Linked DNA regions of Homo sapiens: regions 1, 3 and 4 are each linked to region 2. A link is a contact called in ENCODE Hi-C or POLR2A ChIA-PET data. All regions are on one chromosome and are shown on one strand. The core of a region is the stretch at or near the end of the contact, and the rest is flanking DNA. Distances in the headings are between cores, read along the strand shown. Region 1 overlaps WWTR1 (WW domain containing transcription regulator 1). Region 2 overlaps LOC107986045 (a long non-coding RNA gene). Region 3 has its middle 34 kb from the start of TM4SF4. Region 4 holds the start of WWTR1 (WW domain containing transcription regulator 1).

Region 1 (6,871 bases), core at 4,056-6,555, 580 kb before region 2:
GTGCCTTTGAAGCCTTGTTTTCCTAACCTGGGTATTTCTGATATCAGAACTATTGGGCATCTTTTTTGTCTCTAGTAGTTGTGTCAGATACTACCATATTAAATATAACTACTAGTAAGAACATACTTTTATAGAAGGTTCAGAAATGCCTGTTCCTTGAAATAATTATCATTCTTCCATCTGCGCCTCTCTTCCCTGGCTTGAAATAGGTTTCATGAATTAAACCCTTCTGGATGTCTGGATTTTGTCTTACTTGAATCTGTACTTAAGGGAACTTTTCCCCTGCGACACCATCTGTGCAAAACCCTTTACCTCCCACCCCAGGCCTTCAAGTAGAAGTTGTAATTATACTATAACAAGCTCTAGAAGTGAAATACTCATCTCAGGTTTTTTGGCATCAATCATGACTGTGCTTTTTCTCTTGTTCTTAATCTAAGAGTGTAAGAAATGCCCAACTGATTTTATTCATTCATCAGATCGTTTCCTGAGCTTTCCCTGTGTACCTGGGATTGTGCCAGGAGGTGAGAGTCCTTGGTGGCAGGCTTAATTCTAAGGGGGAAACCTAAACTGTCTAGGCAATATACACTGATATCTTCCCTTTTACTAGCATGTTATTGGGCCCAGAGTTGTAAATCTATCCAGGCTTTCCTCGAGCCCTTCCTCTTAGTAACGCAAGCAACATTTGGGTCCCTATTTTGATGACCTGCTGTGTGTGTGGTACTTTCTTGCAAACAATTGAAGGCAGATTGTCTTTACAGGGTTGCTCTGAGGCTTCAGCAGTTGTTCCTCTTCTTCAGTCTAAGATGTGACAGAAGGTGGCTAGGGACAGTTGGACGGGGTACAAGAGGATCTCGATTTTGGTCTTGGCTCTACTTGCCACTAACCAGGGCACATCCCTTAACCTTTCTGGGTTACAGTCCCTATTCCATAAAATAAGGGGATGGACTAGATAATCTCCCAGGTTCCTTATGTAGCCTAACAGTTTCATGTTCCATAAGCCACTCATAAAAATCCATCTCATTTCTTCACACCTCTCTTCCACCAGTCCGTTAGTTCTCATGAAGGCAGGAGCTATTTTTCCAAGTTTAAGCCCAGTGCATGACACGCAGCAGGAATTGCAATAACAATTTCAGTGAGCGTATGGACAAAAAAGAACATTTTTATCCCACCCTCACCTCCATCCTGGAGAAATCTTTGCCATTGAATTCTTCCTCAAAGAAATCTATTCTTCTCTAGAAAAGCTTCAGTGTTGGTATTGTCTTTCAAATGTACATATATGTCGTTCAAATATACACATATATTATACATTTAATACATATATTTAATATATGGAGATTTGGGCTACTTAAATTCATTTAAGGAGATTTACTTGTAAATCATATTTCTACATAATATGCATAGCAAACTGAAGATGAAAAGTATTTAACTTAAGCCACCAGGCGTGGTGGCTTCCACCTGCAATCCCAGCACTTTGGGAGGCCAAGGTAAGAGGATTGCTTGAGCCCAGGAATTCAAGACCAGCCTAGGCAACATAGTGAAACCTCGTCTCTATGTTTAAAATATATACATATATATGAAATATTATAAAAAATATACATATATTATAAAATGTTTTAAAGTTAATGATACCAAATATAGCAAAAATTGAGAATTTTTTTCTCAGAAATGAAGTGAGTATATAAAATTATACCTTGTTTTCTTTGACCCTGACCTAGGAGGAAATAGACTGAAAAGCATGGTTTTCTTTATTACATGACATTGCCCAGCAGAAGTTAAGCAAATTTGACTGGTAAACAATTTTGAGAAAAACTAGCACTTTTATAAATGCATTTTTGCAGAAATACCAATTATAAAATTTATTTAAGGATTTTAAAATTATTTTTGTAAAGTGAAGTTCTTTTTTTTTTTTTTTTTTTTTTTGAGACAGAGTCTTTCTTTGTCACCAGGCTGGAGTGTAGTGGCGCGATCTCGGCTCACTGCAACCTCCGCCTCCCGGGTTCAAGCGAGTCCCTGACCTTTGCCTCCTGAGTAGCTGGGACTACACGCATGCACCATCATGCCCGGCTAATTATTTTGTATTTTAATAGAGATGGGGTTTCACCATGTTGGCCAGGATGGTCTCGATCTCCTGACCTCATGATCCGTTCGCCTTGGCCTTCCAAAGTGCTGGGATTACAGGCGTGAGCCACTGCTCCTGGCCGTAAAGTGAAGTTCTATATGCTGAAATTTCACTGGTTGTTAAATGCAGATAAATAGAGCATTTTAAAAAAATTGAAAATATTTCTCATGCGTTTATCCAGGCACAACATGTTTAGCATTTCTGCATAATTTCTTTCTCACTAATTTCTCCCTTTGAAGAAACAAACATTTTTTTCTCAGTCAGATATTTGTTCCTGAGTTTAGCTCATAGCTCAGGCTTCCTTGCAGCATGCTTTTCAAACAAAGGATTAATGGAGTCCTCCTTATATGTCGGCTCCTGATCTAGGTGCTTTGTGTTACATGTTGTTTGTCAATTCACTGGTTTGTGTACCAAAGATCACATGCCCTCCTTACCTCTGCCATAAACACACAAATTAACTGAGAAAGTATACACATGCACACACACACACACACACAAATGATCTGGTGAAATTATCTCATAACTTGTGATAACCTTTGTGGAATTTGCTTTAGACCACTATGTTCTATGTAAGGCTTAAAATGTACTCTAGACAGGGAGGTGTGAAATGAGATTTTAACAGAAACAAAAGCCGAGGCTAGATGAGTCAGGATTGGGGCCAGTATTCGAGCCTCCGTGAATTGAATTAAGGTAATAATTACTTAAACAGTAATGGTTAACAGGAAAGTACTTTGGAAGGAATCTCAGGAATCTATACTCCAAAGCAGAAAACATTCTGATGGTCTATTTTTGATAAGGTATTGTGGGCCCTGGTCATTAATCTGTATGTTCTTCCCTCTTGCAGTGATGAATCACCAACACCAGCAGCAGATGGCCCCCAGTACCCTGAGCCAGCAGAACCACCCCACTCAGAACCCACCCGCAGGGCTCATGAGTATGCCCAATGCGCTGACCACTCAGCAGCAGCAGCAGCAGAAACTGCGGCTTCAGAGAATCCAGATGGAGAGAGAAAGGATTCGAATGCGCCAAGAGGAGCTCATGAGGCAGGTATGGCTTTCCATGGTGTCTGGTGGAGGCTCCCTGGCCTTGGTGCCAAAGCTGATGGGTAGGTAGCTGCTTACCTTCAGGGTAATTCTTCTAGAGAAGAAGAGACAATAGGGCTCAAAGCCCTACTCCAAGCCTCTTGATTAAAATCCAGTTTCTTCTCTCAGTGTTCTGCCTGCCTTTTCAGAACGAAGCTTAAGGGTACAAGGACGAGCTGTATTAGCATGGCTGCCTTTGGCTTCCACTGCTAGTCTTTAGAAGGAGAGAAAGGAGAAAGTAGAGAGACAAGAGTCTGTTGTTGTGTAACAAATTATCCCAAAATGTAGTTGCTTAAATAGCCATTTCATTATATCGCACAATTTTGTGGGTCAGAATTTAGAAGGGGCTCACCTGGGATATTCTTCTGCTCTACATGGCATTGACTGAGGTCATTTAGTGGTATTCAACTGGTAGGTGGGTTGGTCTGGATAGTTCACAATGGCTTTACCTAAGTGGGTGGCATGATGGTGAGGATTGCTGGAAGACTGGGCTAAGCTGGAACAAAAGCCTGGGATCTATGGTGTGGCGATCTCAGAGTAGTGGTACTCATTCCATAGCAGCTGGGTTTTCAAGAAAAAGCATTCTAAGAGACAGGAAGTAGAAGTTGCCAATTTCTTGGGGCCTAGCTCTGGAAACGGTCGTGGAGTCGCTTTTGCCACACTCTCTTGGTCAAAGTAGTCACAGAGAACCCCCCGAGATTCAAGCAGATAGTGGAGTGGATGTTCCTCAGAAGAAATGACAAAGGATCTTGGTCCACCACAGAGCATGAAAAAGAGGGAAGCTGAAGGGAGAATGAGAAGGGAAAGTGGTTTGTATATGGACTCCAACAGAGTGCTCTGCAAAACTGCCTGGGCATCAATCAGGCACTTTTGTACCATACTCCATTCATTCAGTTTTCATTCCGTCAGTCAGGAGTGTGTTGCCGTGTGCCCTCTGTGGGTCAGGCTCAGTGCTGTACTTCAAAAACGAATACAAGAGAATTCCTAAAAGAACCCACAGTGCTCTCCCTGTTTCAGTGGCTTGGTCTATGGAAGAGCAGAATTCTTTCTTCTGTGTTGCTAAACTAATATAACCCATGTTTTCAGGTCTCATGCTTTTTTTCTGGCTACATTTTTGGGGAGAAAAGCTTCAGTTTATTGTTTTAACTTTTCAGACTTTGTTTTGTGACTCACATGAAGCAAGATACATGAATAACTTCCTTTTGCTACTTTAGAGAAATTAGAGAAATAAGTAGTTTTAACATTCCAGAGAACTTTCTTGGAGGAAAGGACCGAGCATGTTAGGGTAAATGCTGTTTTTTTAAAGCTACATTTGATACTTTCAAAAATACACATTGACTTCCATGAATGAATAATGTATTTCTCATCAAATACATTCCAGGATATAAGAAATCTATATTGTGTGAGGTTTAAAATGCATGGTAAATTAAAATCATTTCTCAGATATAGTCTTTGAAAATAAGGAAAATGAATATAAATTGTGCTTTGTTGCTCAGCTGAACTTTCCTCCAAATTTGAGGAATACAACTTAATAATTAGGTAACTACAGTTGTGTCTTTTACCCTGAGGATTTATGTTTGAACTTTCACGGTTATTTCAGGCTAACGGTTGTTTATACTGATTTTAGATATATAGTGTCATGTTTCTTGATGGGAAGTAATTGTATTGTTAATTGTTTTCTGTCTTTGAATAATAATTTTATTTGGAATAATTTTTCTGTTTTATAATGTAAGGTAAATTAAACAGTATCCCAACAGCATTTTATACATTCTCAGTTTTATACTTAAATGAGCTTTAGTGAGTTTTTTCTTTACACAAAGTTGTGACCATTCTGCAAAGAATGACTTGCTTCTCTGTTTTTGCGGGTGTGTTTCTCTTTCTCTTGCTTCTCCTCCTTCTTTCCCACAGAAAGTATTTCTGAAAAGGGGTGGGAAAAGTGCCCCAAATTGTTTCCTTTATTCCAGCTGTAGGTGCCTTTGAACCAGGATGTAGTACTGATGGTTCATATTACAGAAATGCCAACCAAGTTCCTTAAATGCTGATCCTTGGAGGCTGTGGAACGTGGGGCGTTGTGCTGCATCATAGTGAGCAATTGCATTGTTGCATTGTATATGAAGCAGGAGAAAAGATTGTCCAGATTTGCTCACAGGGACTCATGTAGTTCAGCCTTGACTCTGTGTGTGTGTGTGTGTGTGTGTGTGTGTGTGTGTGTGTGTGTGTAGTTAGGAGGAGATGGAATGGTGGAGTGGTTGGTTCTGGTGTTCTGATGCCTTTTTATTTTTGTTAGGGAGTACAGGAAAAGGTCTAAATAGACTTTTTAATCATGGCAGATTTTTTCCCCATGCAGAAGCAGCATGCTCCTGATTGTCAAAGATATGATTTAAGACCATATAATAAATGGCATTGGAGTGTTCTATAATAGTTTTCTGGGGCATTTGCCAGGACACCTGATTATTCAGTATTCAGGTGTGGGCTCTGTGTTTCATCTTGGTGGATTTTTTGAACTCTTTTGGTGATTTTCTGCTTCACTTTTTGAACCTAAGCCATGGCAGCAGCAGGGAAATGGACTGGAATTAAAAGTGATCTTTGGCTCACTTGTTTAGTTGCCTTCCAGCATCTGGTAGGAATTTGGAGAGATGGGGGAAGTGGTGGTTCTGGTGAAATTTAAAGATTATCTGTACACTTCTGTTTGTTCTCTCTGTCCTACCCCTATGTCCTGGGTAGTCAACAACTGCCTGAATATCCCTTGCTCAGTGGACAGTTTGTAATTACACTGGCTCTCCTCTTGCTTGTAGGCGGCCTTAATTGTACAGCCTGTCTTCTTGGGGCCCAGGCCCTGCAGGTAGGCCTAGACCTACCTGCCCTTCTACCAACTGAGCCTGTCTGGGAGCAAGGCCCCAGGCTATGCTCTCTTTCTGTAGTAGAAAGGGAGGTTGGCAAAATTTAATAAGTAGATGAATTTATCCCCTAATTACTAATAAATTATCACGCTGTCTATAGTTTTATCATTCTTGAATGATACGACGAATCTGAAAGATCCCTGTGGAGAATATGCTATATAAATATTGTTTCATTTTTCTTCCTGTTCCTTCTGCTATGCCGTTGTTCCACTAGGCATATAGTTTGATGATGTTGTGCCATGAAAAAAACAACTCCTTGGTCCTTGTTGCATGATTTGATGTATACCACAATGCCAAAGGGTCACCTATTAACTCATTGGCATTGAAATCATGCGAGAACATTAACAAAATGGATCTGAGGAAACTTTGATTACAAATCTAAAGTGAGCCTTCATTATTTCAGTATGGAAGCTCATATTTTTTTTCCTTCCTTCATTCCTTTATCTCTTCATTCATTCAATCAATATTTATTTAGTAGAAAATAACAGACAGGTAAATGGGATGTGACTGCCTTCAGATAACTTGTATTTTTGCAGAAAAGGAAAAATAATTAACTTTAATCCAAGTTAAAGACCAGAAGAGTAAATTAAAACCATTCCCTGCTTCACAGGGGCCCAGTGGCTACCATCTTTGACTTTCATTACTGGAACTGAGACCAGATGCACCTGAGCAGAGTTCTGTGAAAGTGAGCATCAGATACTCCTTTTTCTTTCCAGTGACCCCTCAGGTTACTGGCTACAGAATTAGGATCAAAAGAGCCAGTAAGGTTT
Region 2 (6,424 bases), core at 1,334-3,833:
CTTGTTAGTAGACCTATAAGGTGGGAGAGATGGGAGGAGTAGGCAGTCTTTGTATAACAGTTAGAAGTCAGGATTTTTTTTTTCCACTTCATTTTATTTCAGAGTTTCTGAAACAGTGGCACGTACATCGATAGACAATTTCCTGCCGAAGCATTGAGCAAGACTTTGCCATGGGCCCAGTACTACTGCTGGAGTTCAAAAACTACCAACTCTTGGTCCCCAGGCTGAATCCTGCCTGTGGACAGGGCTTGTTTTGCTCACACTGTTAAAAATAATGTTTTAATTAGTTACTGACTCTCATTTCAAAATGAGAAATTTGATTTAGGAATCATCCAGAGTTCCAGCTTCTGTGAAACTGGCGGTTTAGGAATAGTGGGCTTGCATGTCAGGCCTGGAACCATGTGCTGGAGCTGAGCAGCAGCTCCCCCTATGGATGGGGGACTCCCCTCCAGTTCCTTTGAGTCCTGCCTTGCCTATTGTTGAGGACTGAGTTGTGTCCTCACTTCCTGTCATTCACATGTTGAACCCCTAACCTCCATAGTGACTGATTTGAATGAAGATAGGGCCTTCAAGGAAGCAATTAAGGTTAAATGAGGTCACGAGGGTAAGGGGAAGAGACACTAGAGAGCTCTCTCTCTGCATGCATTCAGGGGAAAGACCTTGTAGGGAACAGTGAAAAGGTAGCTACAAGCTAGGAAGGGAGGCCCCACTAGAAACTCACCTTGATGGAACCTTGAACTTGGACTTCCAGCCTCCAGAACTGTGAGAAAATAAGTTTGTGTTGTTTAAGCTACTCAGTCCGTGCCATTTTGTTATGGCAGCCTGAGCTGATGAAGCCAGCCATGCACCTCACTTACTTTGTGCCTAGCTTCTGAGGTTATCTGTGTCGAGGCCCCTGCTCTATGTGTGGAAGTTAAAAGAGCGAATTATCCTGTTCCTCTACTTTGTCTACTGGCAGAGAAAGTTAGAGAGAGAAATAATTTGTAACAGAGGGCATCATACAAGTGATGTACAAACTGGCATTGGAGGACAGAAGAACTGTCTGTGGCTGGGATGGGAGGGACAATGCCTCTTCATTGTGAGGAGTGAGCGTGTCAGATGGGTGTTCAGAGATTAGGAGGATTTCAGCAAGTGGTGAGGGAATGAAGGGCAGGAGCAAAGGCATCCAGGCATGAAAGTGGATGGTAATCCAGGTTTGACTGGAGTTCCAGGGTACGTTGCAGGTGGAGGGTGTGCAATCGGAGACAGGGCCAGAAAGGGAGGACAGGGTCTGATCAGAGCCCTGAATGCCACGCCATAGGATTTAGTTTAATTCTGGAGTGAATGAGGAGTACCTGAGAAGCTGGAAGAGGGAACCCAGGGGCTGAAAGATATATTTTAATTGATTAATTCTCTGTTTACTGAGAACATCCGTTGTGTCGAGGCACGGCAGATCCAATTGTGGACAAATAGAAGTCAGTCTCTGCCTTTGCGGAGTTGACAGAAATAGATGATTAGATTTATAACAACGTTAGGCAGTGAGGAGTGCTATGAAGAAAATACAGCAGTGTCGGGATAGAGTGTAATACTGTGGGTGCTAGTGTAGATGTGCGTGCTCAGGGAAGGCATGACATTCGGGCATAACCCTGAATGAAAGCGAGAGGGTGAACCATGTGGTATCTGAGAGAATATAATTCTAGATAGAGGGACAATCAAAGTGCAAAGGCCCTGAGGCAAGAACACAATTGTGTTCAAAGAACAACATAGAGGCCGGTCTGGCTAGAGTAAGCAATGAGAAGAATTGTGGGCAAGGAAGTTGAAGTAGTCTCCTAGTCATACACAGGCTAGGAGAAGGGCACATTTTGGACCAGTACACAAATGAAGTCCTCAAACAGAGCTGACTGCGGAAGACAGGGCTTTAGGGACAGGATGAGATGGATTACCCATCTCCCAATCTCTGGATCAATTGTGTGCGGTGGCAGCCCTCAGTGGAGAGGGATAACCGAAGTCCTGTCTCTCCCAAAGTTCAGACCGTCAGCCTATAACTGTCCCCAAAGAAGGGTGAAGGCAGGGACAGGGTTTATCTGCTTCCCTAGCTCAGAAGCCCAGGCGGTTCCACAGGGGATCCGGGAGAATACAAGTGCTCCTCCTCTAACAAGCACCACACTGCCGCTTAATGTTACAGGCCTCTGACAGATGAAATCAAACCTGTTTTGGCCCTAGAGTGAAATGATTTATTCCAGCAAGTGGAAATAGGAAGAGTTGAAAGGCAGTACAGGCCAGAATGTGGGTTGGCTTCGTAGACTGAGTAATGTGGGTTGGCTTGGTGTAATTCGTTTTTGGAATACATTTTTTTTTAAGGTTTAGTGAGGAGGAGGTAAACAATCCTTTGAGAACCATATAAAGCTCTGCCTCCAGCGTGTGATGGTCAGAGAGCACGGTCATTGCCTTTGGCATTCTCTGCTAAGTTTTCACCCTTGGTGTTTTGCCTTTTCCTTCTTGCTTGGCTGGGAGAGTTATGAGCTCCTTAGGAAAGAATGTCCTGCTTTCTCTGTTGGCCCTGCTGAGGGGCAAACATTAAAAAAAAAAAAAAAAAAAAACCATTAGCTGTAAATCTCTGTGGTAAGAGTGCCCTCTTCTGGTTCGGCTTCTTTGTCTTGAGCTGCCAGTTCCCTAACAATGCTGTTTTTAGGCTTCCGATCTTTTTGATGAAATAAACTAGCAAAGAAAAAAAGCAAAAAAATACCATTGAGGATACATTCATTTCACCCAGTGTTTCTAGAACCCCTTCCACAGTTCTAATTCTTACTTGGCCATATTTTCTGAAATTTCGGACCCAGACTTTCTTTGGGATTTACACTTAGCCTTTTGCGAATCCAGAAAAACAGGTAAAAATAGTAGCATTTCAGAGCTTGGAACGGGTGTTGCAATGGGTTCGTCTGGTCACTTTTATGCTTCTGTTTCTATGCCATTTATTAAGTGCCTACTCAATTTATTGAATATTTGAGGGCCAAGCATTCTCCTAGGCCCTCCAAGATCATAAATGAGATACAGCCCTTGCCTTTGCTAAGAATGTCGTGGGAAATATAGATGAGTAACAGAAAATTACAACATCAGCTGACAAATAACTGAGATGTGAACAGGTGGTTATAGGGGGACATGAAGGAATTTCTTTGGTTATTCAAGCCCAAATGTGAGAAAAATCAATGCCTCCTCAACTCGAATTGTTCCTGTAACAGTCACATCTCTTTATGTACTAGATCCAGGGCTCTATGATGAGCAAATCGTGATGGGTTTAATATATTTCTTCTACTAAACCCCAAAAATAATTTTAGATCTAAAAGGGACATGAAAATATGTCAGTTTTCTCCATTTTTTTTTCTATGTCAAGGGAAAAATTTTCTTTTACAAGGAACATTTTGAGAGGCTCTATATATCTAGCTTCAAGTAATTAAAATTGGTTTTAATTGTGGAATACCAATGCACAATTCTGTGTGGGGTTTGCTAGAAATCATAGATTCAATAGAAACAATTTTCCTCCATATAAAGGGAGAGTTATATTTCATGAGACTCTCCAGAAATCATTCTTCCATTCTGGTCTCTTGTGACTTTTCTCTGTGGGCTCTAACCCATAATCTTGCATATATACAGCTCAGGATGTTACTTAGTGTCCCAATGGCCTTTAAGGTTGTATTTTGTTTTATTTTAGAAAATTTGTTAATGAAATTTTCTGTTTTCTTCTATGTCCTGGATCTTTTGCATAAGAAAAGCTTTAATACAAAGTAGGAGAAGGAGATGGGAGGCAGAGAGGAAAGAGAGAATTCATTTGTGAGCTACAGCAGTCTTCCTGTGTCCATCTCTTGGCTATAAATTCAGATAAAACATGTCAGTGATATTTTAGGGGATGCTTCTCATCAGGTATATATGGTGTTGCTTATTTTACTTTATTTAAAATATTTATTTTATTTTTAACTGCCTATGCAAATTTATCTGCATAAATCTGGTCGCTTTTTTCATTTCTTTTTCCAGTATTGGTTTTAACTCTCAATCATGTACTAAAGAAAGGACTTCTAACTTTTAAATTAGAACTGATAAGCTTTCTTTCTCATAGGACATCTATTTCTAGGTTCCAGCTTTGGTTCACTATACCTTGTCCAAAAATATCTTCTAAACTCAAGAATTCCTAAGGGGGCTTTGGAGCGAGAGGTATCCACAAAATTCTTAGATTACACCCTGAGAAACACTGATGTAGGCACTGTTTTTCTGATTTGAAATTAAAAATCTCAAATGGACTTGGAGGAACAGAGGCTTAATGTAGCTCTGAGCCTGCTCAGTTCTGAGCTAGTCTCAGTAACCAACTGTGGCTGGAGACACAAGGGCTGTACATATACACAGATGGCAGGCAATTGAGCTTTTCAATTCTGCTTCCGTTTTTTTTTTTTTGGTAGGAGCAGAGTTGCTAGATCAAGGATATCAGTTAAACATAATGCTCAAAATGGCAGTGAGGAGCAACCAGTGAGGGAAGCGGCAAGACTGACGGGACAGGGTGAAGGCTCCTGAGTTCCATTGGCTCTGTCATTCATGGGTGATGTTCCAGAATGAGCAATGTATGTGTTCTGAGCTTCAGTTTCTCTATCTCTAAAGTAATTAATAGTGTGCTCCTTGGAGGTGCCTCATGGAGAATGAGCAGCGAGGGGGCAAGGGATCCTCACCTCTGTTTCAACTTACCCTTTCAGTTTTTAATTCTATTTTATATATTTGACTTCATCATAAGCTCTTGTCTGAAGAAAGGGTTACCAGCAAAACAAAACATAACAAAAAAACTTTTAAAAATTATTAGACTAAATGATTTCTAAACTTCCTGCTAGCTCTAGAACTATATGGGAGCCAGAATAGTGGTATTTGTTGCTTTTCTGCCTAGTGTCTATAGTGACTTTCTTCTGATTCTCCTGCAGCCATTTTTGTGACTCAGCTTGGCATTGCCAGAGGCCATCACAGAGAGCTTAGGCATTGAGCTAGTCCAAAGGCAGCCAAACAGAGGTGGGCCCTGGTGGTGGCAGCCTTTAATTTCAGAATGAAGCCTCACCTGTGGCTACCCTGTCTCACAGGGTTTTCAGTTACATGAATCAATATGAATCAATGAATTCCTTTTTTTTTTTTTTTTTTGCTTAAGCCATTTAGAGTTGGGTTTTCTGTCACTTGAAACCAGAAGATTTCTAATTGAATTAGTTGGTATTTAAAAGATAATCAACAAACATTTATTGAGATGTCGTAGAGTATAAAATAGAGTATTAAATGCTTGATATAAAAATCAAGGCACTATTTCTATCAATAAAAAATCTAACTTTGCTGTCCTTTGTGTATAGAAATGACAGTCCTGATTTACTATGTATAGGATATTCTCTTTGTTTATATAACTACTGATAAAAACTCCTACTGAAGCTATTAAACTTACAGTCTTGGTCTCACTAACATGTTGGGCTATCTGAACTCATGTGGAGATAGGCAAATCTGCCAAATATGAAACCAATAAAAAGAGATCACAAAACTACAAAGCACAATGAAGGAAACAGGGCTAAAGTTACTTTCCTGTACTGCTTGGTGAGGGCATAGATCGTGCCAACTTTTCCAGGGCAATTTGATGTTATTACCAAAAGCCTTCAAACTGTGGTCTCACTTTGACCTATCAATCTCACCTCTAGAAATTTATCCTAAGGAAATAACTATGGATGTACACAAAATCATAGATACAGAGATGTTCACATTGTTATGGGCTGAACTGGGTCTCCCGAAATTCATATATTGAAGTCCTGACTCCCAGTAGTGGAGAATGTGACTGTATTTGGAGATAGGACTTCTAAAGAGGAAATTGAGGTAAAATGAAGTCCAATGGGTGGGTCCTAATTCAGTATGACAGGTAACCTTATAAGAAGAGGCAATTAGGACATAGACATACGCAGAAGAAAGACCATGTGAAGACACTGGAGGAAGAAAGCCATCTACAAGTCAAGGAGAGAGGCCTCAGAATGAAATCAATCCTGCTGACATTTTGATTTGGGACTTCTGGCCTCTAGAATTGTGAGAAAAGAAATTTCTCTTATTTAAGCCATGCAGTCTGTGGTATTTTGTTACAGCAGCCTTAGCAAACTAATACACACACACACACACACACACACGCACACATACACACACAAAGGAAAACATGTTAAATGTTGAGCAATGGGGGATTAATGAAACACGTTTTGGCTCATCTGCATGATGGAGCTCCATTCCTACATTTAAAGTGATGCTGATGAACACTGTCATGGAAAGCTACTGATGCTATGTCATTATATAAAGCATATTATCCAATAGTATGTATAGCATAATATTTTATTTGTATGTGTGTGTATATATATAAAGTAAATATTAGTTTGGTCTGAGTGGTGATACATTCCTTTATTTG
Region 3 (6,674 bases), core at 2,962-5,461, 550 kb before region 2:
CCTGTTTTTCTACCTCTCCACAATATTCACATTTGATGCTGGGAAAAGTTGTCATGTTTACTCTCTTTACCAAGCTGATGCTCCTAGTATTGCAATTTCTTGGTAGGAAACTGAGTGTGGACTGGTAAGGGTGTTGGCATCATATAGCCTGCAATGCCCAGGTGCTTAAGCAAACACAAATATACACCCTTGGGACTACTCCAAGACTGAACCAGTTGCAAAATCATCTCCTGTGAAACCCTGCCTAGAAAAAGCTTTCAATGCATAATTAGACTCTAATCTGGCTCTTAATTTTTCTGGGGTCATGGATCTTTAAGAATGCGATGAAATCTTCAGGCTCTCCAAGGCTGGGAAAAAATAATTCATGTGACCGTAGGTACTATTTAAGAGAGTGTAAACACTTCTGCAGTTCTCAAAGTGTGGAATCTGGGCTGGCAGCATTAGCATCATTAAGGAACTTAATAGAAACGTCCAGCAGGGCATGGTGGGGTAGGTCTGTAATCCCAGCATTTAGGAGGCCAGTGTAGGAGGATAGCTTGAGGCCAAGATAGGAGACCAGCCTGGGCAACACAGCAAGGCCCCATCTCTACAAAAAGAAGGAGGCTGGGTGCAGTGGCTCACACCTGTAATCCCAACACTTTGGGAGGCCAAGGCAAGTGGATCACCTGAGGTCAGGAGTTCAAGACCAGCTGGCTAACACGGTGAAACCCTGTTTCTACTAAAAATACAAAAAATTAGCCGGGCGTGGTGGTGTGCACCTGTAATCCCGCTACTCGGGAGGCTGAGGCAGGAGAATCACTTGAACTCATGAGGCGGAGGTTGCAGTGAATGGAGATAGCACCATTGCATTCCAGCTTGGGCAACAAAAGAGAAACTGTCAAAAAAGAAAGAGGAAGAAAGAAAGAAAGAAAAGAAAGAAAGAAAGAGAGAGAGAGAGAAAGAAAGAGAGAGAGGAAGAGAGAAAGAAAGAAAAGAAAGAAGGAAAGGAAGGAAGGAAAGAAAGAAAGAAGGAAAGAAAGAAAGAGGGAGGGAAAAGAAGGAAGGAAGGAAAGAAGAGGAGGGAGGGAAAGAAAGAGAAAGACAGCTAAAGAAAAAGAAAAAGAAAGGAAAAGAAAGAAAAGAAAAGAAAGAAAAAAAAAGAAGCAATACTCGACCCCCAAGCCTACTGAATCAGCAACTCTGGGGTGGGAGCTGGCACTCTGTGTTTAGCAAACCCCCCAGGACTCGAGTTTGAAAACACTCCAGAACAGTTCTCCAACCTGCTTCCTTATTAGAATCACCTGGTGAGTTAAAAATAAAAAGGACTGATGTCTGATGCCTGGCCTCCAAACTCACTTAATTAAATTAATATACCTGGAAGTGGGGCGGGAATGGACACTGGGATTTTTAAAAGCTCTGCAAAGGAGCTAAGCTCTGTAGACCCAGGCTACTTTTCTCTCCTCCTCCTCCTCCTCCTTCTTCTTCTTCCTTTTAGAGACAGGATCTTGTTCTGTTGCTCAGGCTGTAGTACACTGGTGCAGTCATAGCTCACTGCAGCCTCGAACTCCTGGGCTCAAGTGATCCTCCTGCCTCAACCTCCCAAAGTGCTAGGATTACAGGCATGAGCCACTGCGCCTGGCCCCAGGCTACTTATGACAACTCCAAAACCAGAGCATGATAGCACTAAAGAGGAACTTAGCAACAGCCTGACTCAATTGCTCTCATTTACTGAGAAGGAAACTGAGGCCCAAAGAAATGGGGAGGTTTTCCAAGGCTACACCATTGCTGAGTATCACAGTTAGCACCCAGCTCTCCTTCTCTCCCTGCTCCAGGAAAGGCCACACAGGGAAATATTGAAATCAAAGCACTGTGGAAGAAGCCTGGAAAGTTAAGTTATGCAAGTTTAAAAGTAGCCTGGGAGGTTTAGCGGCTGATCATTGACATCAGCCTCCAGGGGATTTTCCCCTTTGGCCCCATCTCATCAGTACTTGCTGCTCCTTTTCATACAGCTTGGTTCCTTGAGCTTCTCCTTGCCTGACCAGTGGAGTGCAGGAGAGCTGTAGTTCCGCCATTGGACGTCTTTGTGTTGACACTTAGGGGGACAGGCAGGACAGCCAGGTGGTGGGGAGCTTGGACTTGAGGTACAGGTGTCCTAGGTTTAATGCCTGTTCTGCCATGACTAGCTCAGTGTCCTTGGCTTGTTGTGCAACCTCTTCAAGCCTCAGTTTCCTCAGCTTTCAAGTAGGGTGATAATAGCACAGCTATCCCTGAAGGACATGTTTGTACCAGAGTGAGAGCTCTTGGTGGGAAGGTGGGCAGGGGAGAAGGGACAGGATCAGCCCATCACAGAAGGCAGAGATCACAGGGAGTTGCCTTTTCTTTTCTTTTAACTCTGAGGATTATAGAAGCCTGTCTCTGCATTCTGGCCTCTTACACACAGACAAAGTAAAACCACTAAATAGAATGACTTGGGAAATAAAAAGCATAGGAATAAGTGCAGGCTGCTATGTGCAGTTCTCTTCATGAGAGGTGCTTTGAGTAATCATATAAAAATACTGATATTGATTATATTTTAGTTGATAGTTTTCCCTAATTCAGGTGAAATGAACAGTAAAAATTATGCCACTAAAAAGAGTAACACTTTGGCCGGGTGCGGTGGCTCACTTCTGTAATCCCAACATTTTGGGAGGCCGAAGCGAGTGGATCACTTGAGGCCAGGAGTTAGAGGCCAGCCTGGCCAACATGGTGAAAACTTCATCTCTACTAAAAATACAAAAATTAGCCGGGTGTGGTGGTGGGCACCTTGTAATCCCAGCCACTCGGGAGGCTGAGGCAGGATAATCACTTGAACCCGGGAGGTGGAGGTTGCAGTGAGCCGAGATCGTGCCACTGCACTCCAGCCTGGGCTACAGAACGAGACTCTGTCTCAAAAACAAAACAAAACAAAACAAACAACCCCAACAAGCAAAAACAAAAAACACTTTTTATTATTTTCAGTTCTATGTAGGAATCCAAGCATTCCTTCCTAGATGATTTTAGAATTGGTGAGATATCTAGCTCAGTGGTGGAGGGAGTGGACTCACCCTCAGTCAGACCATTTATTTGGCTTTGGATCCTGAATTTCCTATTTGCTGTTTATGGGACCCTGGGAAAGTTATTTATTTTTTCTAAGCCTCACTTTACTTTTATGCAAAATGGGGCTTATCGTTGTTTCTATATCATAGGCTTGTGTCAAATAAAAACAAACATGCACTTAGATAAGGAGAAACACTACTCAAAAGGACTATTGCAATAGGGAAAACACTCCAATCTCAGGAATTTGCAAATGTCTCAGAGACAAACAGAAAAAGATTTTCTTTTATTGGGAGAGGTAGGCAGAGCTTAGCAGAAACGGGAAGTTGGGCAAGCAAGGGGGCAGAGACTGACAGGAACAGTTCTCTGGCTAAGCTGATAATGGGGATTTTCATGCCAGCTCAGGCTTTGGGGCAAGCAGAGCTGGGGCCTGACTAAAGTGTGGTCATGACAAAGCAGAGGGTAAGAAACGGGCAACTGTGAACATGTGGTCAATCACTTGGTCAATCACATCACTTACCAAGGTCTGGGGTTATTTTTATTATGAACGGCCCGATTCCAAAATGCTTGAGCAGCCCTTTCATTTTCCCTTGAGCAGAATAACTTTGTCACACCATCATAACAATGATAACATCCCACTGAGTGAGCACCTACCATGTGCCAGGCCCAGCGCTTGAAAGAGATGCAAACGTTGATGAGATAGTCTCTGAGTTCTCAGTCCAGGGGGAAGAACAAGTTTGGTGACCTAATGTGACACAGGCAATCAGACACGTACAGCGTGTCATGGGAGAATGTGGCAGGTTTTCCGTAGTGTAGAGGTTGAGAAACCCTGACCTAGACTAAGAAACCACACACACACACAGACAAGAAAACTAAAAAGCCACTCTCTTCTCTACATCGGGTACAGCAGTTTGATAATGTGCCAGGCTAAACAGAACTACATTTCCCCAAATTCCCTTTCCTGTGTTTCCTGTTAGGGCGCGCCGCAGGAGGGATTCTTGAAAGTTTTGGAGGCAGAAGAGAAGGAGTATCTGCTTTTTAGCTTGCATGCACGGTTGCTATCCACTGCCTCCCCTCACTGACACAGGACTACTGGGCCTGCAACTGTTCATCTTCCCCAGGATTCTCCTTCAGTGCCTGGGTCTCCTGGGCCAGCCAGTGTGTCTTTAGCTCCGTGACAAAGGGCTCCAGCTTCTGCAGGCACCCATACCGTCAGAGGCAACAAGAATGAAAAGGGTTCCAGTCCACCCTCATGGCTCCAATTCGTGCTTATGGGTTACAGCTTGTTCTTCTCTCTCAGGCTTTACATCCAAATCTGACTGCCCTGTTGATTGCCTGCTCTGTGGACTTCAAGATCCAGCATCAGTCACAAAGACGACTCTCTGACAGAGACTGTTTAACTAGTTCCAACAATTATGTAAGGTCAAATCCCTGTAGCAAATTTGTGTGTGTGTGTGTGTGTGTGTGTGTGTGTGTGTAGACATAGGTATTTGATCTCTGATTGAACCCTGACTGATACATTGGGTTAAAGTCAAGGTCACACTATTAATGTTTCTAACACAGGAAAAGGTAATTTTGTAGAAAGGTGGATATTTGCCCCCCTGGGGCCAATATCAGTGGTCCTCCCTCATTAATTGTTCTAAACCCTGGATGTATTCTTTTCTTCTTTTCTTTTCTTTTCTTTCTTTTTTTTCCCTAAATCATCTTTGGATGCTTAGACTGGGAATAAATTATGGTGTGTCCTAGAATTCTCTTTCCTGCATTTTAAGAGTTGAGTGCCAAGGCAGTTATTCCATGTCGTGGTGACTAAATTGGAATGTACTGCAAGTGTTTTGATTTCTTTTTTATGAGATCAAACCAGAATCTTCAGCCATATCCTGTTGCCTCCTGGTTCTCTGTAGATTAAAGAATCATGTTTGTTTTGGAATGCTCTATTTAACCCTTTGTTTTTTTTACCCCCATCTGGAGATCCTCTAGAGCCTCTGTGTCTTCCTTAATCTGCTCAGAGCAGAGCTGTCCTCAGACACTACTGGGTTTGAACAGTGAGAGGAGAAGCTGGATGTCACTCACACTAACTTTGTTCAGCACCTTGTTATAATGGCTTTTTGCCGACAACTGTACATGTGGCTGATGTGTTTGAGTATGATCCACAAATTCGTTTCATCCCTTTTTTCCCATCATCACCAATAGCTCAGGTCCATCAGCATATTATGTATATGTAGCTGGGTGATATTTTGAGATAATAATTTAGGTTTTGTCTTGCTAGTATTTCTCTTTTTCCTTTCCTCTATTCAAGTGGATTGTTGGCCCTGTGCTCATCAGCCCAGTAGAATGCTAAGGCAGGGTGGAAAATCCCAAGAATGACCCAAGGTAAAGCCTGGTCAATGGCATTCAGAGCTAGAAAGCAAATGTGGTTATAGAAAATATAATTTTAGTTTTTATACTCATGGATCTGTGTACTGAGACCACTCCGGCCTCATGTTTAATTTTCACATAGACATCCACTTTCCTACTTGTTTTGTCAACTCTTTTTTAAAATTATTGTTATTATTATTTTTTTTTAGATGGAGTCTCATTCTGTCACCCAGGCTGGAGTGCAGTGGCATGATCTTAGCTCACTGCAACCTCCGCCTTCCAGGTTCAAGCAATTTTCCTGCCTCAGCCTCCTGAATAGCTGGGATTACAGACACCCACCACCACATCCGGCTAATTTTTGTATTTTTGGTATAGAAGGGATATCACCATGTTGGCCAGGCTGGTCTCGAACTCCTGACCTCAAGTGATCTGCCCACCTCGGCCTCCCAAAGCGTTGGGATTACAGGCATGAGCCACTGCGCCCAGCCTTAAATTACTTTTTTAGGTTTTTTTTTTTAGCCTGTCACTCAGGCTGGAGTGCAGTGGCATGATCACGGCCTCCACCTGCCATGCTCAGTGAATCCTCCTGCCTCAGCCTCCAAGTAGTTGGGACTAGAGTCATGTGTCACCACGCTTGGCTAATTTTTCTGTTTTTTTGTAGAGACAAGGTCTTACTATGTTGCTTAGGCTGGTCTTGAACTCTGGGCTCAAGTGATCCTCCTGCTTTGGCCTCCCAAAGTGCTGGGATTACAGGTGTGAGCCACTGCACCTGGCCTTGTCTATTCATTTTTGAAATCTTCTTCAGTTTATTTCAGGGCAAAGGACACTACTTCACTTAGAGAGTGCAGGAGAAAGAAAATTAAGAGCTCTGGGCACCTCCATTCACACAACAAATTTATGAATTGCCGAATATGTGCTAGGTTAGGTACTCCTAGTACCTAGACTTGAATCAGAATATGTGCTAGGTTAGGTACTCCTAGTACCTAGACTTGAATCAGATTCTTTTCTTGCTTCAAGTAACTTGTAATCCAAAGCATAGAAAAATAAAGAAATGTACTCCATTAAGCAAAATGAAGATGGCAACTCCCATAACAGAAGTCTCTGGACAGTCTGAAGACCATCCTTGAGGTGTGTGTGTGCATCTGGAGGTCTCTAAGGGAGAGGCGCATTCATCTTTACTCTTTGTTTCCTGTCTCTTCCTTTTAAGTCTTCTTATCCATGGTAAGCAATTTCCTGTAATTTTATGGTAACTGGTTTTGAAAAATGGC
Region 4 (6,938 bases), core at 682-3,181, 700 kb before region 2:
TAGAGTGAGACTCCATCTCAAAAAAAAAAAAAAAAGGATGATACGTGTATGCCTGCCTTAGTCTAAGATGGCCCTAATTTCTTCCAGTCTATGAGGAGTCTGGAATTGGAGCCACCTCCAAGTACAGATAACAGGGGAAGTGGCTCACTTTGGTGGTTCTGTTTTGGATATGGATGCAGCCATTCAGGGAGTGGCCCCAAAATTCTACCTTTTCCGAGGCAAAACTATGAGTGGCCTTGTCTTTTCCTTAAACTTTTCTCCTCCAAGGCAGCTCCAGATTTTAACTTCGACTTTATTTTACCCTGTAAAAATATTAAGGCAGGCTGGGCGCGGTGGCTCATGCCTGTAATCCCAGCACTTTGGGAGCCTGAGGCGGGCGGATCACCTGAAGTCAGGATTTGAGACCAGCCTGGCCAACATGGTGAAACCCCATTTTTGCTTTTAAAAAATACAAAAATTAGCTGGGCGTGGTGGCAGGCGTCTTAATCCTAGCTACTTGGGAGGCAGAGGCAGGAGAATCGTTTGAACCCGGGAGGCGGAGGTTGCAGTGAGCTGAGATGGAGCTATTGCACTCAAGCCTGGGGGACAAGAGGGAGACGTCACTCAAAAAAAAAAAAAAAAAAATTAAGGCACAATACGTGAACTTGAAGAACATACAGTTCTCTTTTATTTAACAAACACTTACGTAACCAGCCCGGTGCTGTGCGAAGTGCTTTACATTGTCTCGTTTGATTTACTTAATAAACTCCTATTTGAATCAAATGGGGTGGAGTAGGGGCTTCCTGGAATTTGGCTTACCTCGCCATCTCCCCCCACCCTTTCCCCTCAGTGGAGAGGCAACCAGAGAGAAAAGAAATTGAGCTGCTCTGAAGGGCAAGGCCTCCTCCTACTTCCCGCAGCTGTTTCGCCAGACTTGACCTTCTTCCCTTAGCTAGAGGCAGGGGGTCTCCATCCCTCGCCCAGATCTAGTTGGTGGGAAGGTGGGTGGCTTTTTTCGGGTCACTGGCGCACCCTCTCTACTTCCAGCCACCTGCTCGGGTTCCATCCCGGCTCCAGGCTCCCCGGAGGGCGGCAGGGACATTCCAATCCTCCCACAACCCTCACGGATGTTGCGGGGGAGGGGGGTGCAATTGCTCTTCTCTTCCAACACCCAGCTTTTTCTTCTCAATCTCTAGTGGCCTGAGTCACCCCCGTAGAGGAAATTAAGGATTGATGAATGGTTTGAAAGTTGTTTGTTTACAACCCACCCGTTGGCGAAGCCGCATCTCCAGTGACAGAGGCACTTTCTGGGCACCGTCTGTGCTCTAGCAGACAATTGAGAGCCAGGCAGCCAAGATGCCTCCTCGCCAGACCAAATATGGTCACAAGAGCTAAGCAGCCTCTCGTGGAAAAGCTGGCCTTGTTGGTGTCTCCCCGCGCCGGGGCGCACCCGGGCCGGCCTTCGGGCAGAATCGCGGGTCAGTGCGGCGCTCCGGGTGCTGCAGGCCTCGGCGCCTGGCTGCAGGGGAGGGCGCGGTGTCCAGGACCGGCCCTTCCTAGGCCTGAGCCCCTCATCCGCGTGCCCTCCGCCACCCCCGGCCTTGGTTTCGGTCCACAACCCCTTGATGAAACAGGCTCAGGCCACTTTCCCTTTGATCCCGCCCCAAGTCCGTGGTAAACTCAAAGGAATGCAGATGCAGGTCTGAGCGGGAGAGGTCCGCGCGGCCGGGAGGAGTGGGTGGGGGGCACCCGTCTCCTCTTACCCAGTAAAGTACCCATCACGCCCAGGGTTTTCTGGAGCCGAGGTGGGAGGAGGAGGAGGAGGAAGAGGAGGGGCGAGCGGGGGCTGGCCGGCTAGGGACTAGGAGGTCATACATAATTCAACAGCTCAACTTTCGGGCCCGCCTCTTTCCTGGGGGTGGGAGTTTGCTCCAAACTTTGTTTATGGGACAGTCCGGGAGCTGCTGCGGCCGCGCTGTCTGCTTCTCCTGCGCCTCCTTTTCGCCCAGCACTAGCGCCTTAGGCCAGCTCGGGGGATGTGAGAGCCGAAGCCCTTAGACTGCCAGGCACAGAGTCGGGTCGGGATTTGTCAGCCAAGCCTCGGCTCCAGCTCCGCAATCTCGGGACTCACCCGAGCGACCCAGGCCCGACGGCAAGTTCGGGCGGGACGGCGGCCGCCGCGCGCTCAGGCTCAGCTTCGCTGCCCGCCCAGGTAGTGCCCGCTGGAGCTCGCGCGCTCATCCGGCACCACTCCAGGGCTCCAGGCTCCTCGGGCTTCCGGAGTCGAGACGTGGTGGAGTTGGCTCGGGCTGAACTTCTTTCGGGGGGCTGCCTGTCCTGGAATCGTGCGACCTTTCCTTTGCCATCCTGCGGTTCAGCAAGCCCCGAGTGCAGTTATTCCCTCCACCCCTCGCCCTATCTTCTCCTCCTCCAGGCAACTTCTTTGCTTCAAGAAAGTTGCATAATTCTCGAGGCCAGGAGGGACCCCTCCCCCATCCTGCTGGTCTTACCGCTGAGTGTCTGGGATCTCCAGGCGGGCAATTATCTGTCTCCTCGTTTCCTTTTCCCTCTATTCTTTCTCCCACCATCTCGCCCTCTCACCCTGTAACCCTCTTACCCACTTCCTCCGACTTTAAATAAAAGGCTGATCTGACCTTCTTTTTGCAGAAGATGAATCCGGCCTCGGCGCCCCCTCCGCTCCCGCCGCCTGGGCAGCAAGTGATCCACGTCACGCAGGACCTAGACACAGACCTCGAAGCCCTCTTCAACTCTGTCATGAATCCGAAGCCTAGCTCGTGGCGGAAGAAGATCCTGCCGGAGTCTTTCTTTAAGGAGCCTGATTCGGGCTCGCACTCGCGCCAGTCCAGCACCGACTCGTCGGGCGGCCACCCGGGGCCTCGACTGGCTGGGGGTGCCCAGCATGTCCGCTCGCACTCGTCGCCCGCGTCCCTGCAGCTGGGCACCGGCGCGGGTGCTGCGGGTAGCCCCGCGCAGCAGCACGCGCACCTCCGCCAGCAGTCCTACGACGTGACCGACGAGCTGCCACTGCCCCCGGGCTGGGAGATGACCTTCACGGCCACTGGCCAGAGGTACTTCCTCAAGTAAGTCAGCCTGGAGCCGAAGAAGGCACCAAGTCACAGTGCCCAACGCGCGCGTGTGTTCGTGTGTGTGTGTGTGTGTGTGTGAGAGAGAGAGAGAGAGAGAGAGAGAGAAAGAGAGAGATGGTGCGTGTCCTTCCACGGTTATTTCACAGATATGGAGAGCTGGAAGCAGGGAGTGAGTCTCTGAGTGTTGGAATTGTAAGGGATCAGAAGCAGGGATCAGAAGCAGTGGTGAAGTTCATCCACCATAAAACACACAGGTGACTTTGCCTTGAATCTGCAGGACTGAAGCCAACTCTTGGGCACAGACCCTTAGTCCCTTCCTTGGCCACTCTAAGTCAGATAGTCCAGAGCCAGGCCCTTTGGGATGTGACACCGAGATAAATCAGAGAAAAGCTGTGAAGCTTGGGGAACAGAGGGACTTTTGGTGAAGTAGGTGGTCTGCAGTTTCTATCTTCTTGGGAAAAGCAAGCTGGAAAAGTGAACAGTGGTTGGTAGGCCATAGTGCTCCCAGCTGGGTGACATAATGACCACACAGCACAGTGATGTTATTAGCAACTGTGTGGTGGAGTAGTTGTGGGCTGGACAAATCAATCGTGTGGAAATTGTTAGGAGTTTTATTACATTAAACTTGTTAACCTAAAATACCATCAAATCACAAGCCTGCTTTGTCACTCTTCTTCCTTTCACATTGTTCCAGCTTTTTGATGTCATGAATTTTACATTAGTTGAAATTTTCAAATTACACCCCACAGGAAAATATATTCTCAAACACTAGAGGAGGTTGTTTCAATTGTGGTACCCTAAGATAACTACATTCCTCAGGAGAAACCAGGCTGGAACTTGAAATGTTCCATTGAGGTCATAGGGTCAGGCTATCAAAGATGGAGGTTGTGCCAGCCTAACCACTTGTTTCAGGATTGCCTGCACTGCCAGTGAGGGAAACTCCTCTCCTAAGAACTTGACTTAGACTTCATTTTAAAGCCCATATTTCTTTAGTAGAGTAGCCTTAGTGCAAAAGTGAAGACACTATGTACAATTTTAAAAGTTTAATCAAGCCTTTCTTTGGCACTAATATTTGATGCTCTGATTGCTATGAGAGAGCCCTAAGAATGAATACACAGTGATGGATGAAGTTTACTATAGTGAGCCCATTGATTCATACCAGTGACCAATTCTTATTACTTCCCCATCTCAAGGCTGTTGATATCTTGTCCAAGGAGTTCTTTTGTTGTTTCTGAGATTGGTGTAATGCTGAGATTCTGAAACAGACTTGATGGTCATTTATGCCACAGCTGGTCTTCTCTGGGTTATTGAGTGATAGTTTGGACATGTGCTCAGTCCTTTGACTTCTAAGTAGCTGGTGGAGTCAAGAATATGATGTAATAACATGACTTTTGTTGTTGTTGTTTGTTGTTTGTTTTTGTTTTTGAGACAAAGTCTCACTCTGTCGCCCACGCTGGAGTGCAGTGGCACAATCTCGGCTCACTGCAACCTCCGCCCCCTGGGTTCAAGCAATTCTTCTGCCTCAGCCTCCTGAGTAGCTGGGATTACAGGCACCCACCACCACGCCTGGCTAATTTTTGTATTTTTAGTAGAGACGAGGTTTCACCATGTTGGCCAGGCTGGTCTTGAACTCCTGACCTCAAGTGATCTGCCTGCCTCGGCCTCCTAAAGTGCTGGGATTACAGGCTTGAGCCACCATGCCCAGCCCTACATGATTTCTTTCTTTCTTTCTTTCTTTCTTTTTTAGATGGAGTCTCGCTCTGTCGCCCAGGCTGGAGTGCAGTGGCGCGATCTAGGCTCACTGCAAGCTCCGCCTACCGGGTTCACGCCATTCTCCTGCCTCAGCCTCCCGAGTAGCTGGGACTACAGGCACCCGCCACCAAGCCCGGCTACTTTTTTGTATTTTTTTTAGTAGAGACGGGGTTTCAACATGTTAGCCAGGATGGTCTCTATCTCCTGACCTCGTGATCTGCCCGCCTCGGCCTCCCAAAGTGCTGGAATTACAGGTGTGAGCCACCACGCCTGGCCCCAGCCCTACATGATTTCTAAACTGTGTTTATGAATATATACACACATACGTATGGTATATGATCAGTATAACTGTGATTATTAAAAATATGAAATAGGAGCTAGGCTTGCCTAATATCTGAGGAAAACTAGACGAAAAAGACCCTGAAACAAAAGCAAAACAAAAAAATTCCTTTATACATTGTGTTTTGAATGATTGGAGTAGCTCAGAACTGCCTGTGAACAAGGGCAAAAGTGGAAGTTAGCCTTGGATTTAGAGAAAGTTGCTGTGATCTCTCTGCCCATCCCCCCAACCACAACCACTCTCCAATCCAAAGCAGAGTGCATCTTCATTTCACTTTGGGTAGTCAATGAAAATGACAGCTGAAAAAAATGTGTAAGTAGTAGGCTGGCCTGCTCTGATGCTATCCCTGGAAGTATTTTGGCCAAGTGACTAAGAGAGGTTAAGAATTTGTCAGTGACTATTGTCTTTAAGGATAAGCAATCTGCCAAGAGTTCTCTGAATTTCTTGTAGAGTTTTGTTTAAAGTTGGAATTAGGTAAATGTCATACACTTTGTTACACAGCCTCAAAAGGCAGTGTATTTCAGTGGATTAAGTAGAAGCTTGAAAAATGATGGTGACTCACTTGGAGTTACTTTTCATTATGTCTGTTTATTACTTTACTTGCCATCTATGAAATAGGGCTGAGGCTAGCAGATACATTTTTTTTTTTAATTTTTTTATTTTTGGCTGGGGTAGAGATGGGGTTTCACTATGTTGCCTAGGCTAGTCTCAAACTCCTGTACTCAAGTGATTCTCCTGCCTTGGCCTCCCAAAGTGCTTGGATTACAGGCATGAGCTACCATGCCCAGCCAGAAGAAGAATCTTTTTCTTGACTCTGTTGGGAGTTGAGAGCTTTATAAGTTGGAAATCAAAGGATTTTAGAATGACAAGGGTCAATTTTGTTTAGTTTAGTTTTTGACTAGAAAATTGAGGCCACGGAAGGGTGATGATAGGAATTTGGGAAAGTCATGTGGTTATTTAATGGTGGACCCTGGACTGGACCTCTAATCTGTTGCTGTCTACTTAGGCAACAGTTTTCCTTTTTCCCCACCGACACCTTTCCCCCATGTCACTTCCTTAGCTAAACAATGAACTTAATGGGAAACAGAGCCTGGACATCTAAGAAGCTTTAAAAAAGCCTTTTGTCATTTTCTCAGGTAAGATTATTCCTAGGTATATGATGTAATCACTTTCTGCAACCTCCTGAAGGCACCTTTCCTGAGCATTCACAGCTTTCCTGTGGTGTTCAGGTGTCCTGTGGTATTCAGATATTCCTTTAGAGTAACAATGACTAGGGCATGGTGGTGCCCACCTGCAGCCACTACCACCCCCACCCCATCTCTAAATAAAAAGTTTTTAAAAATTAGAGTAACAGTGAAGCAGATTGAATGTTAAAACACCTAGCCTCTGAAAACCACTGTGTTCATTCATTATTCCTGCTGTCCTCTCAATCTCATGAATCAGGCTGGGGTGTTGGGCAACCTGGCACACTGACTGAATACTGATCACATTAAATTTTTAAAAGGTCTCTGATTATAAATAGAATACATGCTTTCTATACATAAACCAGAAAATGGGGAATTATAAAGAAGAAAGTTATCTAGCTTCAGTAGAATTTCCCATCTTTACTCTTTCGCAAACATTCTTGTAAAAATCTTTCATTTGAGTAACGTGATTTTATAAGAAAAAAGATTTTATCCTCCTCTTAAATACAATTCAGACTATAACATTTGGCTGCCACGTCTCATTTTTAGTGACAATTTTAGTGTTTTGCCTTTTCT

Evidence for each region. Hi-C counts contacts between places; a loop is a spot of excess contacts on that map. ChIA-PET counts read pairs that join two places held with the same protein, here RNA polymerase II (POLR2A). Pooled maps may share reads with other maps.
Region 1: a loop to region 2 is called in a map of sigmoid colon, with 3 times the contacts of the local background. The contact joins two enhancer-like sites. A Hi-C loop is called at or near these places in 1 of 168 maps with a recorded cell type or tissue (sigmoid colon). POLR2A ChIA-PET finds 5 or more read pairs at or near these places in 3 of 52 experiments (AG04450, Panc1 and activated CD4-positive, alpha-beta T cell).
Region 3: a loop to region 2 is called in a map of PC-9, with 7 times the contacts of the local background. The contact joins two enhancer-like sites. A Hi-C loop is called at or near these places in 2 of 168 maps with a recorded cell type or tissue (PC-9 and naive thymus-derived CD4-positive, alpha-beta T cell) and 6 of 50 pooled maps.
Region 4: a loop to region 2 is called in a map of sigmoid colon, with 3 times the contacts of the local background. The contact joins the promoter of WWTR1 here to the enhancer-like site in region 2. A Hi-C loop is called at or near these places in 1 of 168 maps with a recorded cell type or tissue (sigmoid colon) and 4 of 50 pooled maps. POLR2A ChIA-PET finds 5 or more read pairs at or near these places in 1 of 52 experiments (BJ).

Annotation. Positions count from the first base shown.
Region 1 is chr3:149,538,630-149,545,500 of GRCh38, reverse strand. It overlaps WWTR1 (WW domain containing transcription regulator 1), which reads left to right. Exons shown (of 7, transcript NM_015472.6): 4 at 2,964-3,166. Among named protein-coding and RNA genes, the nearest start is that of TM4SF4, 67 kb to the right of the region's middle. Within about 2 kb of position 5,305, at least 3 of the 41 ENCODE cell types and tissues checked have a DNase peak (open chromatin) inside an H3K27ac peak, as active enhancers do.
Region 2 is chr3:148,951,855-148,958,278 of GRCh38, reverse strand. LOC107986045 (a long non-coding RNA gene) reads right to left here. Exons shown (of 3, transcript XR_001740565.2): 3 at 2,191-2,697. Among named protein-coding and RNA genes, the nearest start is that of GYG1, 36 kb to the left of the region's middle. RefSeq lists an enhancer at 267-768. Within about 2 kb of position 2,583, at least 10 of the 41 ENCODE cell types and tissues checked have a DNase peak (open chromatin) inside an H3K27ac peak, as active enhancers do.
Region 3 is chr3:149,504,980-149,511,653 of GRCh38, reverse strand. No RefSeq gene overlaps it. Among named protein-coding and RNA genes, the nearest start is that of TM4SF4, 34 kb to the right of the region's middle. Within about 2 kb of position 4,211, at least 10 of the 41 ENCODE cell types and tissues checked have a DNase peak (open chromatin) inside an H3K27ac peak, as active enhancers do.
Region 4 is chr3:149,653,018-149,659,955 of GRCh38, reverse strand. It overlaps WWTR1 (WW domain containing transcription regulator 1), which reads left to right and starts at 1,931. Exons shown (of 7, transcript NM_015472.6): 1 at 1,931-2,191; 2 at 2,647-3,080. The coding sequence starts at 2,650. WWTR1-AS1 (WWTR1 antisense RNA 1) reads right to left here and starts at 1,746. Exons shown (of 3, transcript NR_040250.1): 1 at 1,248-1,746; 2 at 1-578. RefSeq lists enhancers at 1,078-1,287, 1,848-1,917, 1,525-2,104 and silencers at 1,458-1,617, 5,420-5,714.